Regions from separate parts of the Homo sapiens genome. Here region 2 is linked to region 1. Evidence: chromatin loops called from intact Hi-C (ENCODE). Cell type or tissue: ovary. All regions are shown on one strand. Links, peaks and the distances in the headings refer to the core of each region. The heading gives the core; the rest is flanking DNA.

Region 1 (8,258 bases), core at 1,224-6,223:
GCCTGTAGTCCCAGCTACTCTGGAGGCTGAGGCACAAGAATCACTTCAACCCGGGTGGCAGAGGCTTCAGTGAGCTGGGATCACACCACTGCACTCCAGCGTGGGCGACAGAGTGAGACTCTGCCTCAAAAAAAAAAAAAAAAAGGTAACATTAATCCATGCTGACAGGAGTCAGGATAGTGATTTCCTTCAAGAGATGGCTAGAGAATGGAATGGGACATGCGGGGGGCTCCTTGGGTACAGATGACATCTTTGATCTGGGTGCTGGGTGTTCGGGGGCCGTGTGAAAGAACACTCACTCTCTCTCCTGGTCTTCCTCCCCATGCTCCTGCACCACCCCCAAGCCAGAACTCTCTCCCTAGGCAGCTGGAAGATTCCAACAGCAGCCTCCAGACCATGTCAAGGTTCTTAGACAACTTTCTCCAGCTGAAAGCCACCCCAAGCACTCCTGGGACCCTCATCAGTGCCCTCACTTCATCCCCCTTCCTGCTTCACCCGCTACTCCGCCTCCAGTGGCCCTGCTGCTCTCCTTCCCAGCCAGCATCCTCTCTTTAAAGCCTCCTAATGGTCTCTGCCCCACTTGGACTCCCTCCCACCCGCTCCTCTCCCCACTGCAGATCCAGAGAGGCATTTCCTTTCATCCAGTCCCTCAAACACTTCAGCACATCTGGTTGGCACACTCTCTGGCCCCTCTCCCCCAGACTCCTTCTCCAGACAACTCTTCTCCTCCTTCAGACCTCAGTTTAAACATCATTCCATCAGAAAAGGCTTTCCCAACCCCATTATACCCACCCAGAGCTTCTCCCTCAGTGTCACTCAGGGCACTTGTCATTATTTCATAGATGCATATCTTCCCACTAAGCTCTATGGAGACAGCATTGTTGTACCCACTGTCTGGCACACAGTAGGTGCTCTCTAAGTCCCTTTGAATGGTCAAATGAATGAATGACTTACGTGGCTATGTCCACAGTTATTACTGTCTCCTCTGGCGTGTGACTCTCATGAAGCCTTCTCCCTTTCCAAACCACATTCTAGGAAGGATATTTTTTGGCTGATCTACTGAGTGTGACTACTTGTCTCCCCCAAAACCAAGCATTTCAGAACAAAGTTTACCAGACTTCTCATAGCCTTGAATTAACCTTCATTACTCAAGACTATTTTAATTACAAGTAACAGAAACAAGCTCTAAAAAGAAAAGTTTTTTGACTCATATGCATGAATCTGCTTTGATTTCAGGCAAGGCTGGCTGCAGAGAATCAAGGCATGACATCAGGTCTTAATCTCTCTCTCTCCACCTCTCGACCAGCCTAATCCTCAGAGGGAGTCTCTTCCCTCATGGAGGCATAACAACTACCAGCAGCTCTAGGCTGGTCTCCTATCCTCTCATCAACCCCAGCAGAAAGAGGGCCTCTCTTCCCAATGGTTCCAACAAAAGTCCCAGGGCTTGAATTCATTGGCCAAGCTTGAGTCACATGTCTATCCAGAATCAGTGGAATCCTCTGATTGACCAGGCCTAGTCACGTGCCTACTTACGGGCATACAGACCCGCCATGTTAGCTCACTTGGCAAGAGCCCCTGGTATGAGTTGTAATAACAGCAGCCACCTTTATTCCATGCTTTGTATGGCCCAGACCTTACACTTGGTCCTACATCTGTGCTTCTGTTTCATTTTCACAGGGACAGTATTATGATCTCCATCTTAAAGAAAAAGAAATGGGAGTTCTGGGCAGGAAGTAACTTTCCCAAGGAAATGGGGGTTAGGGGAGGGTTAGGATAAAAACCTGACTCCTAAGTCCATAGCTTTGGCCACATATCCCAGCCTCCTCCTGCCTCCCTGATCCCATCCCCCATCCCCAACCTGTGCCCCGGCCCACTAGACTCTGCTATCGCCCAGGACTCAGCACCTACTAAACACCAGGAGAGCCCTACAGGAGACTCTGCTGAATGAGAACGGGCCCGTCCTCCATCTGCCCAGATGCCCAAGTCTCCTGCTCAAACAAGCAGGTTGGAGACTGACGGGAGCAAGGCTCAGCCTTGACCCTTCCCCATTCTGGTGCTCCTGTCCCCTTCATGTCCCAGGGCCAGCTGCCAAGGCTGGGGAAGAAGGTGCGATGAGTCCTGATGGGGCAGCTGAGGGGCTCCTAGGCTGCCTGGTCTGAGCAGGGACCAGCCTCCTTGGGAGGTCAGGTCTCTGTGACCCTGGAAGGTGAGTTGGCTCCCACCACTCCCACAGAGGAATGAAGAAAAGGAGTTGAGCCCAGTGCCAATTCAAGGACAAGACAGGATTAGATTCATGCCTTACGTGGATTGTCCTTTGCAAATCCTTGGTCAAACTGGGATATTCCCCACACCCCCTTTTTGCACCCTTCCTCAAATTAAGTCCCAGAAACAAGGTTCTGTCTCCAGCCATGCCTGTGGGTTTGTCCTTTAGTAATAATAAGAACAACAGTGGCTCCCTCTTAAATTGCAACAGCTCTGGACCAGGATGACAGCCAATGAAAAAGTCCATAGATGTAGTGGTTAGGAGCATGAACCATGCAGCCAGATGGTCTGGGTTCAAATCCTGACTCTGCCACTCACCAGCTGCAGGACCTTGGAGAGCTACCTAACCTCTCTGAGTCTCGATTTCCTCATCTGTGAAATGGGGCCTGAATAGTACCAAGAATAGTCATGAGGCTTAAACGAGTTTGCACATGTGAAGTGTTAGAACAGGGCATGGCATACAGTAAGTGCTCAAGGAGCGCTCACCCCTAAGGGTTTTAAGTCCTGTCCTCTGGAACGAGAAAGGATCCCTTTTTGTTACCAGGAGACTGAGGCCTGAGGGACATGGCCACCTCCAAGATGGCACAGGTAGCTCAATCTCTCAATAGCCATATACGAGGGCCTCCTGAGTGTCAGGGCCCATGCTGGATACTGGAGCACCACGCTGCACCAGAACTCATCCCAGAAGTGCTCAACCAGTTGGGACTCAGTGGAAGAACCCAGGTCTCTGAGTTGGAAGCTGGGACCACAGCCCAGCTGGCCCTGGTGATACGGAAGCTGCAGTCCGAGGTCGAGCATTTTTGGTATTCCAATTACTCTCCAGCCAAGCTCAGCTCTGCAAGCTCATGGGACCCAGCCAGCAAATCCTCTGTGCAACGCACACCTTGGCAAGCACCTGCCGAGCGCCCAGCACTCAAGGAAGAAGCCAAGGTGCTGTGCCATGATCCCACCTTTAAGGAAGTCCTCTGTCCTCCACATCCCTCCTGGCTCCTTCCCCAAGACAATGGAAGCAAGATAACACCCACGAAAGCCCCAGGCCAAGGTGGGCGCACAGTAGGCACTTTGTCAATTGTCATCCATTTACCGTGAGGAACACCTCACTGGACAAGTGCAAAGATCTGACTTTATCTGTGCAGAGGAAAATATGCTCAGAATAGGACAGGGCCACAGATAACTCAGCATGCCTGACACTGACCAATCAGTGGCCTCTCTCCACGATACCTGCTGTCTCACCTTCCTGGCTGTGTGCTCTGATGGGACAGACTCTGAAATGGGATCCAGGCACTTGGGCTAGAGTCTTGGCTTTGCTGGTAAATCCATTTGAGACCTTAGACCTCCTGTCCCTGTGGGTAAAACAAGAGATTTAGACTGTTTGTGAGCTCTTACAGCCACTGGGTCTCCAGTCCACATTCACTGGGGCCATTCTCACTCTGTGCCAGGCCCTGGGCTCTATCCCACCATGCTGGAGGGGAGCTCCTGTGCTGGGGACACATGGAGCAGAGTCACTGGGTCAATCCTGGAGGACCTGCTGGAGGAGGTGATACCTGGACTGAGTCTTACAGGATGAATAGGAGTCGAGTGGGTGAAAGAATGAGGATTCCACCTCGTAGCACTGAGCAGTCGCAGTGGACCAGTGTGACTTAGAGAAAGCACTGTGGCAATTTGTGAAGGAAGAACTGGAGGGGGTGCCTGGAGTCCAGGGTTAGGGGCAGGCAGAGGGATCCTGATAGACTCTGAAGGTCATTACAGAATAATGTTCTGTCCAGAATGTTCTGGACTGAAGGCTGGGGAGTCCTCAGGCGGTAGCTGGTAGCTGAGGCCATGGTAGACAAGACTGTCAAGAAAGAGCATGTGGGGAGAGGCATAGGCAGCAGGGAAGGGAAGGAGGAGAGTGAGCGCCAGAGCAGAGAGTGGAGGCGCAGAGCAGGCACAGCTCCTGAGGCCACACACAGGAAGACAAGGATCCAGAAGGTCTGGCCACCGCATATCCCCCCTTAGCACAGCCTGGACACAAGGCAGGTGCTCAACAAATGTTCGGGTTTTTAAAAATCCTTTAAATGGAAAGATTAAGAAAACCCAGGAGAGGCCGGGCATGGTGGCTCATGCCTGTAATCCCAGCACTTTAGGAGGCTGAGGTGGGGAGATCACTTGAGGTCAGGAGTTCAAGACTATCCTGGCCAACACGGCGAAACCCCGTCTCTACTAAAAATACAAAAATTAGTCGGGCATGGTGGCGCATGCCTGTAGTCCCAGCTACTCAGGAGGCTGAGGCAGAAGAATCACTGGAACCTGGGAGGCGGAAGTTGCAGTGAGCCGAGATCGCACCACTGCACTCCAGCCTGGGTGATGGAGCAAGACTCCGTCTCAAAAAAAAAAAAAAGAAGGAAAACCCAGGAGAGGTGGAGGAAAGTAAAGCCTAGGAGAAAAGCGGACTGTGAGGAGGAGGGGCAACCCCCAGCATCAAGGCTACTAAGAGGTCAGAACCACTGGGTTCTGCTCACAGAGGTCCTGGTCACCGTGGAAGGATGCGGGATGGGGAGACGGACCTCAGGACTAAGGGGCGACTGGCAAGTGCAGACATGGAAAGAGTGAGTGCGGAAAACTCTAGACCTTTTGATGAAAAATAGACAAGGAAGAGGAAGGAGAATGGAGTGGAAGAGAAGGGGCTGGAGGAAGGGGAGGGGAGAGGGAAAGGAGAGGCAGAGGAAGAACAGTGGCTAGAAGGGCAATGTGAGCCAGGGAAGGATTTAAACCCTAAACTGGGTATGTGGTGAGTGATCTCAGGTGAGTCAAGTCACCTGCTGAGCCTCATTTTCCCAAGCGTAAAATGAAGGGAAATAGCCCCCACCTGAAAAGTTACTGGGAGCATCCAGCGTTACCTATACAAAGCATCTAGCACAGTGCCTGGCAGGCCACAGGTCCCCAGAGAATGTGTCCTTGTCATCCTCTCGCCAGAGCCCTATGCCACCTCAAGAGTAGCAGGACACTCATTATCAAAGCATTATCCCCATTTTACACATGAAAAACTGAGTCACAGACTTGTCTCTACCTTCTCAGCCCCGCCACCCCCCACCCCAAACACACAGGGCAGCATCTGTTCCTCACTGGTGTGGGAAAGGTGAATGTGGCCCAGGGCCTGGCATGAGAAACATTTGTTGATTGAATGAATGAGACAGCCAGGCACAGTGGCTCACACCTGTGATCCCAGCACTTTGGGAGGCCAAGATGGGAAGATCACCTGAGCCCAGGAGTTTGAGACTAGCCTGGGCAACATAACGAGAACCCCGACTCTACAAAAAAATAAATAAATAAAAATTAGCCAGGTGAGGCCAGGCATGGTGGTTCACGCCTGTAATCCCAGAACTTTGGGAAGCCAAGGGCAGGTTGATCACTTGAGGTCAAGAGTTGGAGACCAGCCTGGCCAACATGGTGAAACTCCATCTCTACTAAAAATACAAAAAAATGTAACTGGGCGTGGTGGCACATGCCTGTAGTCCCAGCTACTCAGGTGGCTGGGACAGGAGAATCACTTGAACCCGGGAGGGGGAGGGTGCAGTGAGCCAAGATGCACCCCTGCACTCCAGCCTGGGCAACAGAGCAAGACTCCATCTCAAAAAGAGAAAAAAATTAGCCAAGTGTGGTGGAGCGTGTCTGTAGTCCCAGCTACTCAGAAGGCTGAGGCGGGAGAATCACTTGAGCTGGGGAAGTTGAAGCTGCAGTGAGCCATGATTACCCCACTGCACTCCAAGCCTGGGTGACAGAACAAGACCTTGTCTCCAAAAAAAAGAACGAATGGGACAGACATAGAAACCAGGGAAAGCCTGCCCTGGCCTGGTGGCCACAGCGTCGCAAAATAAAAAGAGCCTGGAAGGTAATCAGTCAGAGCCAGGAATTTGGGTCTTGGAGGCCCATCAGAGTCAGCCATATGAGCCACAGGAAACACCTGGTTCAGGGATTCTCACACTGGAGTGTCTGGTTAGGTTCACCCGGAGAACTTGTGTCCTGGGCCCCACCCTAGACCCACTGAATCAAGTATAAGGGGGCAGGAGTCCAGGAATCTGCACTTTCTACCCGGCACTCAGGTGTTGCTGATGCCAGTGGCCTGTGGGTCATGCCCCTATTTTATAGAGAAGAGGACCACCTATGAGATCACATGGCAAAGCCCTACAGGGCCTGACCGATCACCTGGGGATCCAGGCTGCAAGCCACTGTCACTTCTGGTGCCTGCAGGTGCCCTGGGAGTGGTAGGCAAGGAAAGGAACCACAGCAGGGAAGAAAGATGAGAAAAGGCAGGATAATGGCTCCCATCTAATACACACCAGTACTAGGTGCCTATGTTCACGTCATCAGCCCCCCTTCAAAACTATATGGTGAGTTTTATTATTACGTCCATTTTTCAGGTGAGGTGAATAGTGTTCAAGAGGTAAAGCGGATTGCCAAAAACCTCACCACTGGTAGGTGGCAGGATGTGAAACCTGGTCTGTCTGGGGTGCTAGAGCTGACTTCCTTAACCACCTGGCACACTGCTTCCCGGAGAAGCAAGGAGAAGAGGAAGAAGGAGGAGAGGAGAGAAAAGGAGAGGGCCCCAGTGGAGGGAGGAGGTGGGGCCTGCATGGAGAGGGGACGGTGTGCCCTCATTGCCCACCCAGGTGGCTGAGCCAGGCTGGCTGCTCAGGGCGGAGAGTGCCTGCCTGTCCCGGTGCCCTGCGGTTGCCATGCCGACCCCCAGGCTGTGTTTGCGGATGTTGTATTTGATTTCACACGTTTGGAACTCCGATTACGTCATTTCGCAACACAGGGTTGCCATGACAGCCGGCCCCATGTTCCCTGGGTAGCTCACACCTTGGGGGAAAGGGAGGGGCCCGGGCCTCTCCCCCAACCAAACCTCAACCCTGAGCCCCCTCGGGGAGAGAGGCCAGGAATGTGGGGTTGGGAAGCACCTTGGGATCAATCAACGTCTACATTTGGGGAAACCAAGGTCTGGGTGGTGAGCCAGCTCCCCAGGCAACGCACCGCCTGTTGATGGAGGCTTTGCACACCTGGCTGCACACGGCTGAGGGCCTGACAACTGGCACCCAGCGACCAGCCTGGCCATCTGCCCTGACTGGCTCTCTGGGGCCTCAAAGTAGCTGCTGTCCTGGTCCATATGTGACTTTCCACAAACTCACAAGTGTCTGGGCCAGTGTGGGGGCGGGCTGGTTGGCTGAGAACACCAGCTTTGGCGTCAGACTTAGGTGCAAATGGTGGCCTCACACTAACCAAGCGTGCACCCTGGAACCTCGCTGAGCTTCCGCTTCCACATCTGAAAATGATGATGAAGGTACTTATCCCTTCAGGTGGCTGGGAAGAGTCACCTTAGCACACAGCGACCTAGCACAAAGTAGATACAATCAATAGTGAGAGTTGGGGCTTCTTCTATTTTCTTTCTTTCTTCTTTCTTTCTTTCTTTTTTTTTTTTTTTTAAGCTGAGTTCTGGCTTTTGTTTTGCCACCAGCCTGCACTGTGTGACTGTGGGCCACTGACCTTCCCTCTCTGGTCCTCTCAACTAGTAATAATGTGATAATCTTTCTCCACTTCTCACTTCCCTACCATTAAACTCTCCACCCCTTGTCCCTAAATTACAATTATTTAGCATCTTATATCCTGGCTTCCATCTATTGGGTAATGTCAAACAGAAGGGCTTCTGGACTTAGTCTGGAAACCTCAGTCTAATGTCACTAAGTCCCAGCTTCTTCTCTACAAGCTGCTAAAGAGACATATACATAGACATGCTTCTGTATCTATTCTGACACCTGTCCATCTGTGTGTTTATATGTACACATATATATAGATAAATCACAGATTCATACAGAGAGGTATTTGTGATTTCAGTTCAACCTCAGAAGGTCCCTTTATTTTTGAGATGGAGTCTCGCTCTGTAGCCCAGGCTGGAATGCAGTGACACAATCTCAGCTCACTGCAACCTGTGCCTCCCAGGTTCAAGCAATTCTGCCTCA
Region 2 (8,258 bases), core at 2,093-7,092, 78 kb after region 1:
AGCTTGGGCCTGAAGTTCTCTAGGAGAGCCGTGAAAATGCAGTGACAAAGTAGACCTCCTTCTCAGCCTCTTCCTGAGAACAACCAGTCCATGGGAAGTCTGGGGAGCAGTAAAGGCCAAGCAAAGGCCAGAGAACACAGGAAAACAGGACAGAAGGGAAGTCTAGGAACTAGACAACTGCGGGAGACTAAGAAAGGCTAGACACAGAGTGACGAAAAGGCAGAGAGGGAGGACAGACATGAGGAAGACAGGGAGAAAGAGACAAGAAGAGAGAAGATGCTGTGGGAGCTCAGAGCAGCGACTGAGGTGAGGGTGTCTGGGCAAAGGAGCCCAGCAGCTTCCTAGTAAGAGGAAAAAAGTGCTGAGCTTCAGGAGAAAGTGTCTGATTCAGAAGGGGAGCTGGAGAGGCGGTCTTAAGGCATGTGGGGGAGGGGTGTGTGGAACACAGCCTGGCCTGGCCCAGTCGATGACTTCATAAGCATCTCCCCCGATTCCTTCCTGAGCCGCCAGTCCTGGTGACCCCCTGCCCACATCTCAAGGGTCTAGGCCAAGCAGGCGCTGACAGGGGAGAGAAGGGGCCCTTCTGGGCCAGGCCCCCAAGCCTGGCACAGTGCCTGCTGCGGGAGGAGGGGACTGGAGGCCCAGCCCTTGTCAGCATCCCGGCCGGCACTTCGGAGGCAATTAGCAGCCCAGCTGAGCTAATCCCCCGCCTGGCGAGGCCAACACAAACAGGCCTAGACCGGGTGCACACTCACCTCCCTGTTTGCTGAGGGGCTCGGTGGTCCGCCAAGAACAACACCAATAACCCAGGGCCTTCTCTAGGTTAAGAGGAGGACCGGGGCCTGCTGAAGAGCTGACAGTGCCCGACAGAGCACACTCTGGCCAGGTGCCCTGGCTGCCCCAAAAAGGCAGCCACTGTTCCCAAGCCTTGGGCCAGTCGGGAAGAGGAAGTTGGACACAAGGAGCCATGTATTCCAATTCAGCACACACCCCACCTCCTCGTGCCACCTGTGAGGAAGAAGGCCCCATGCAAGCTTGTGCCACCTTGGCCAGTCCAACAACTGAGACCAGCAAGGGCTGGGCCCTCTGGTCAGGGCCCAAGGATTACAGGCTCAATGCTGGACAGGGAAAGGCCAGAGGCAACTCAGACCTGGCCCCTGCCCTCAAGGAGCTCAGTCAAGCCAGAGAACAGATTGTGTGTATGACCTTGGAGCAGTGCCAGTCTCTAGCCCCACCAGCACCCCAAGACTTGGGAAGGCTAAGGTAGAACCCTCAAAACAAAGAAGGGAAAGGGGGACCCAGGAGAAGGAACTGAGGCCCAGAAACTGATCACTGTGAAAGATGGTGCAAAAGCCAGTGGAAAGGACCCAGGACAGGTTTTGTCAGACTGGTCCTGGACCAGGCAGTGGCTCCTCTGGGCTTAATTAGCTCAATTCGGCAGCCACTGGGAGAACCCAGACCCCAGGCATGGCGCTTCTCATGTAGCCCCGCTTCTTTTAATTTTTGAGGCAAAGTCTCCCTCTGTCACCCAGGCTAGAGTACAGTGGCACAATAATGGCTCACCGCAATCTCTGCCTCGTGGGTTCAGGCAATTCTCCTGCCTCAGCCTCCCAAGCGGCTGGGATTCCCGGCGCCTGCCACCACACCCAGCTAATTTTTGTATTTTAGTAGAGACAGGGTTTCACCATGTTGGTCAGGCCGGTCTCGAACTCCTGACCTCAAGTAATCCACCCGCCTCAGCCTTCCAAAGTGCTGGGATTACAGGCGTGAGCCACCGCACCCAGCCTAGCCCCCCTTCTTGATTCCAGACCAACTCCACCTTCATCAGCTCTGATCCCCCTTTTGAGCCAAAGCCTCCATCCTCAATTTGGTTCCTCACCTACCCAAGGACTCCCTTTTTTTCTTAAGTCCTCACAGGCCTCCTGCCAGATATAAGGGTCAACAATGGACTTTGTAGCGACATCAGGAACAGTTGCCTCCTTGAAGCTTCTACTTGAGAAAGCAACAGACATGGCCTCCCTGAGAGAGTGATGCAGGACACTACTAATTATCAATACTCAACACCACACCATTTACTGAGCAACTCACTGACCGTGGGTCAGGCCTGCACTAAAGCACCATTTACTAGCATTATCCCATGTCACGTTCATAGGCAAGCAAGTGAACACAAACATTTCCTGTCAGATAAACCAACCAAGAGGCAGGTGTAGGCTTCATCGCTATTTTACGGGTGAGACTGAGACCTACAGAAGGGAAGAGACTTGCCCAAGGCCGGAACCTAAGGCTTCAGCCTGCTGGTCAGGATGGAATATGTTATCAGAGCCCCTCCTCAGTCCCACAGACCCTCCACTTCCCTCACTCCACTACTGGCGTAGACCTACCCTTGGTGCTTCCTGGCCAGAGGGCTTCAGAGCCTTGAGCCTACCCCTCCTCCCCATACAGGAGCATGAAATCTGTCTCTGGCTGGGCTAAGCTGAACTCTGTCACTCTGCTGGAGAATTACACATCGCTCTACAGTTTTCTCTTTAAGGCAGGGGATGAGGAAGCCTGGAGTCACATTGCTAGAGCTGACAAAGCCATAGCTGGAAACAGCAGCCCTCCCCCCACCCCTTTCCCTGGCTGGCGTGGCAGAAGAACTTCAGGCCCAGCTCCAGGCCTGTCAGATTGGCTGTCAGGTGCCTGCCTGCAGCAGGAAGGGGCTGACAATCCAGTCCAAACCCCTTTTGGGCTGCTCCCACACCTGGCTCTAGAGCATCTCGCCTGAACCAAGGTATAGATGAGTTGACGAGTCCTTTTCCCTTCAGTTCAGCCAAACAGGGAGGTATTTTTCAAAAACATCTTTTACTAGGAAATTGAAAGAAAACAAACAGATCGTAAGTACACAGAAACAAGCAGATTCCTAAGCAGGACTTTAACCAGCACCTAACCAGAGCTCTATAGATGCTTGCTTCTCCCTTCTTTCCTCATGAAGCCTCTTTCTAGGCATCAGAAGACCTGGGGTCTCATTCCTCATTGCTGGCAGCCTGAGGAATCTGAAGCAAGTTCATAAACCTCTCAACCTCATCTGTAAAGTAGAGATGAAGATACCGCAGGGCCAGGACTGGACCCAGTTCTAATTCTAAAGCCTCCACTCTACACAGGCTTCCTGACCTCACACTTCCACCATTACGGTTGCTGGAGGCCCAAGTGAAACACTGTATGGAGAAGTGCTATATGGACTGGGAAGGGCTATCAGGGATGCTGACGGTAGTCACTGGCCAGAACACTGGCTCTTTCCTTAAGAGTGAGGGAAGTATATACTGGGCATGTGGAGAATGGCATTCCAAGCTCCTGGTCTCATCAGGTTTAGGTGACACTAGAATTTGCTTGCTGGATCTCTCTTCTCCCATCTCTCCTCCTCCTTCCTTCCAGCACCTCCTGCAACCTGGGCCTCCTCCCCCATCCCCTTCTTGGACAGCAGCTAGAGCCACCTGGGAAGCTTCAAGAATGGCTGATGGTTATCGCAGCCAGGACAGGGCGAGCTGCTGCCCCTCTGATTCATCATAGAGCTGGAGTGGATCCAGAGAAGTGACCAAGAGGATCCAGGGCTGCTGCTATGAATTCAGACAGCTTCAACTGGGAAAGAGGGAGGCTGAGAGGAGCGGCTCAATCCCTCAAATCAGAAGGGTGTGAGGAGAGGGGACTTGAGACTTGCTCTCCAAAACAACAGGCAATAGTGTGGTGGGAAAAGCCTGAGAGCTGAAGTTGCACAGCTTCCCCATCTGTCCCATCTCAAAGGACTCCTGTGAGAACTGAACCATAATGCAGGTCGGCATCCAATGAATAGTTGCTCCCCCATTCCCTTCACTTCTGACCTGGGACACACACACTCACCCTTCCCACCTGGGCAAGTAAGCACAGCCAGATGCTTACTTTACACATCCTGACCCTCTCATCTCAGAATCTAGGATACACTCAATATGGGTGTGATTCCTGCTCCCCAAGCTGCTCAGGTACCCATTTCCAACCACAGCAGGCTTCGGTTTAATAGGGGGACCCCCAGTATGGCAAGGGGAAAGGCAGGTTACTCCCCTCCACTGTGCCCTCAAGGGTCACAGCTCTGTACAGCTCACCCAGTGAAGCAGCCACTTGCTGGCAAGCAAGAGATTCTCAACCTTTAACCTATGTCCCCTGCCTTTGAGAGACAAACCCCTGCCTTGTTAAATCTGTCATTTCTTTTTGTTTTTTTTTTTTGAGACGGAGTCTCACTCTGTTACCCAGGCTGGAGTGCAGTGGCCCGATCTCGGCTCACTGCAAGCTCCGCCTCCCAGGTTCACGCCATTCTCCTGCCTCAGCCTCCCGAGTAGCTGGGACTACAGGCACCTGCCACCACACCCGGCTAATTTTTTTGTGTGTTTTTAGTAGAGACAGGGTTTCACCATGCTAGCCAGGATGGTCTTGATCTCCTGACTTTGTGATCCGCCCACCTCGGCCTCCCAAAGTGCTGGGACTACAGGCGTGAGCCACCACGCCCGGCCTAATCTGTCATTTCAAAATAAATCTTGTGACTAAAAACAAATCAACACAATAGTGATTTTAAAATAAGCATTTCCTTTTTGTTGTTTTTTTTCTATTATTCTCATCTGATAAAATAAGCATTTCAAATTCTACACATCATTTGTCTACCAGCTATTCTATTACTGCCCCCAAGGGGAGCTGGTAGTACAAGTTCTGGAGTCAAAAGTTCAAGGCTGGCTGGCTTGTTCAAGTTCAAGGCACGGTGGCTCATGCCTGTAGTCCCAGCACTTTGGGAGGCCGAGGCAGGAGGATCACGAGCTCTGGAGTTTGAGACCAACCTGGCCAACATGGTGAAACCCCGTCTCTACTAAAAATACAAAAAAATTAGCCAGGCATGGTGGCACAGGCCTATAATCCCAGCTACTCAGGAGGCTGAGGCAGGAGAATCGCTTGAACTGGAGAAACAGAGGTTGCAGTGAGCTGAGACCACAACAATGCACTCCAGCCTAGGCAACAGGGCGAGACTCCGTCTCAAAAAAAAAAAAAAAAAAAGTTCAAGGCTACAGTGAGCTATGATTGCACCACTACACTTCAGCCTGGGTGACAGAGTGAGAATCTGTCTTTATAATTTTTTTTTTTTAATTTTACTGTAGAGACAGTGTTTCACCATGTTGCCAGGATGGCCTAACAGGTGTTAGCCATCATGCCCAGCCACACCTTACCACTTTTCTATAGAAATAAATACTGAACACCACTTTTCTTTTAACTGCCAGTTGACTAATTTCAGCTTAAGTAAACTAATAATTTAGTTATTGACATGTAAGGGACTTAATGTCAACTCTATTCTAGACATTTTTACATTTTCTGTAAGGCAGTTAGCCACAACAGCCCACCAATAGCACCAGCTGGATCTCAGTTACAAGAAAAAACAGCTCAGAACATTCTCAAAAATAATTTTTTTTTAAGTTGTGGAGTCAAATAACCCCAGCTCTACCATGGACTGGCTGTGAACCTTGGGCAAGTCATTAACTTGTTTCCTCAGTTATAAACTGGGAATGAAAAGAGTAGCCGTCTCACAGAGCTATCATGAAGATACAGCATGTAAAACCCTTAGCACATGGCTGGTCACACAGCCAGGGCTCAGTCATTAGCTATTACGGCTTTTAACATCAGAGAATGTTCCTGCCCCCACTTCCAATCCTGAGAATGCTGAGCCAGTAGATGTTTAAGAGTAGGCTCCCCAAGACTTCAGTTGGGCAGAGGACACACTTTAAAGAAAAAAGGGACTGATGCTCCTTTGACAGACCTGTGCTTCCCAAGGTACAAGCCACATGGTGTCATACATACTACTGCTTACACATGCATACCCCCCCACTAAACTGTGAGCACTCTCTGGGTGGGATCTGGAACTTCTATTTCATATCGAGGGTGGGAAGGATGCACTGAAGATCAAATGAACTGAGACATCCATGTTAGGGGAGAAAACATAACCATCTACTGACCATCAGAGAGGTGCAAGATAGACCGACTCACTGATGAACGGCCACACAAGAGTGGGCTCCAGCCCTTTTCCAAAATGCTACAGGTCTATGACTGTTACTCTGGACTCTTCCTTCTCCAGAATAAAGAAGTCAAGGGAACAATTAAACTATCTCTACCCATTACTATCCCTGGACTTCAAGGCCCCTTAGTGCCCCTTTCAGGGCCCCAGAGAAGAGCCTCAGCCTGGGTCCACAACCCATGGTCCCTGTGCAAGGCCTCCCTGGAGGGCCAGCCCACACGGCTTTGTTATAGATGACGGCCTGGACAGCTATCTCACCCACTGTCTTCTAGTCTCCTCATCTCCAAGTTCCTGAAGCCCCGGCCAAAGACAACAGTGTGGACTTGTTTTTTTGGGGCCCAAAGTAGAAGGCTTCTCAGCACCTGGGAGCAGCTGGAAGTTGGAACTCAGGACTCATCGCTGCTGGTCTCCCCATCCTGTGCCAAGTGCATCTGTAAACAAGCCTTCTCAGTGGTTCCCTGCAGCTGCTCCCCAAACGGGTCAAAAGGAAGAGAAACAGGCTAGAATTAGGGCAGCCCATGGCTTGCAAGTGAGAACTGAGCCAGGCAGGGCCTGGTCTGAAAGGTGGTCCCTGGATACAGCCAGGCCTGCACTGCTGGCCCTGTGCCCAAAGCCTTAGATGGGTTCAACATTGCCCATGACTGCTGCCCTATGCCAAGGTGTTGAGACCCCAAGAGCCATGGGGCCTGTGTCACACTGCTGTAGGTCCCACTGTTTTACAAGCTGGCGGGGAGAATGAGCTTGCTGGGGTGGAGATGCCTGGATGCTGGGCTGTTGTGCGTGATTCTGTTTGCTATAAAACAGCCAGACATTCCTAGGACCTGGAATCGCGCCGAGGCCATGGAGTTAGCCTTCCCAGCCATATATCTCCAGGCGGGGGACAGGCCTGAGACATCTGAGATAATAAAGACATGATTGTCTCAGCCCTGGGGCTTGTCTCCCCTTTGTCCCAGGGCCCAGCAGCCAGCAAAAAGTTTAAAGACATCCTCCCCCTTCTCCTGGGAAAATACAAATGCACCAGATTCTATAGCCCCTGGGGTGAACTTCCCAAAAACCAGGCCTCGGCCGGGATTCCTGCTCTCAGCACCCCAAAGCAGAAGGTAACTTGGAAGCACACAGTAGAGACATGAAAAGCTAGAACGTAAAGACACTCACTACATGCTGATCTCATGCACACATCTCTAATTCTCACCAACCCTACAACATAGCAATGATTTAATTTTAGGGATAATGAAACTAAAGCTTAGAGGTTAATGGATTTGTCCAAAGCCACAGCTATTAGATGGCACGAAGGGGTTTGAAACCTAGGTTTGTTTTATCCCAAAACCTGTAACTTCTCTGGTAACCTGAAAACTGCTTTTGAAAAAAATGCTCCTTCTTGGCCAGGCATGGTGGCTCACGCCTGTAATCCCAGCACTTTGGGAGGCCAACGTGGGCGGATCACAAGGTCAGGAGTTCGAGACCAGTCTGGCCAACATAGTCAAACCCCGTCTCTACTAAAAATACAAAAATCACCCGGATGTGGTGGTATGCACCTGTAATCCCAGCTACTCAGGAGGCTGAGGCAGGAGAATCGCGTGAACCCGGGAGGCAGAGGCTGCAGTGAGCTGAGATCGTGCCACTGCACTCCAGCCCAGGCGACAGTGCAAGACTCCGTCTCAAAAAAAAAAAAAAAAAAGAAAAAGAAAGTTCCTTCTTCCTTAACTTCTAGTTTCTCAACCCCAAAAAGGGTAGGAGGACTCCCTTTAACACATGAAGGGAAAAATTCGTATGATGGAGGCAAAACCCAGATTCCTTAATCTGGAACCCAAAGCAGCCACTGCCAGGCCAGTTTCCGTAAATCACTTCTACCTCAATCTGAGCAACAGCCTGTCTCAACGGTACGTGGCTTCATGGAAGGAAAACAGGGACCTGAGAGGTGCTAAGGATGAAATCCCTACATACTCCAAGGATGACTCTTACCCACTTTATGAATGAGTAGAAGGCCAGTTCTAGCTTTCCTAACCACAGAAAAGGGAGAAGAGGCACCACCCACAAAAGTAAGGTGTTTGAGTAGCGGGAACACTGGATTCAGAACCAAAAGACTCCAGTTCAATCTGTAAAATCTTGTAGAAGCTCAACTCTAAGCCAGTTTTCTCATTTGTAAAATAAACACCTGTTCTATTTGCCTCACAGGCTTTTATGAAGATGAACATGAAAG

What was found. Peaks named below come from ENCODE experiments on the same cell type or tissue, not always from the same donor. Only the 100,000 strongest peaks of a DNase experiment are listed, where the experiment ranks them.
Region 2: a loop joins it to region 1, with 7 times the contacts of the local background. A loop is called at or near these places in 1 of 110 quality-filtered maps.

Annotation. Positions count from the first base shown.
Region 1 is chr1:22,184,173-22,192,430 of GRCh38, reverse strand. No RefSeq gene overlaps it. Among named protein-coding and RNA genes, the nearest start is that of WNT4, 45 kb to the right of the region's middle. In ovary, for the core only: no CTCF peak of the experiment used is centred there; no DNase peak of the experiment used is centred there.
Region 2 is chr1:22,107,078-22,115,335 of GRCh38, reverse strand. No RefSeq gene overlaps it. Among named protein-coding and RNA genes, the nearest start is that of WNT4, 32 kb to the left of the region's middle. In ovary, for the core only: no CTCF peak of the experiment used is centred there; a DNase peak (open chromatin) is centred at 6,835; H3K27ac peaks cover 1,822 bases.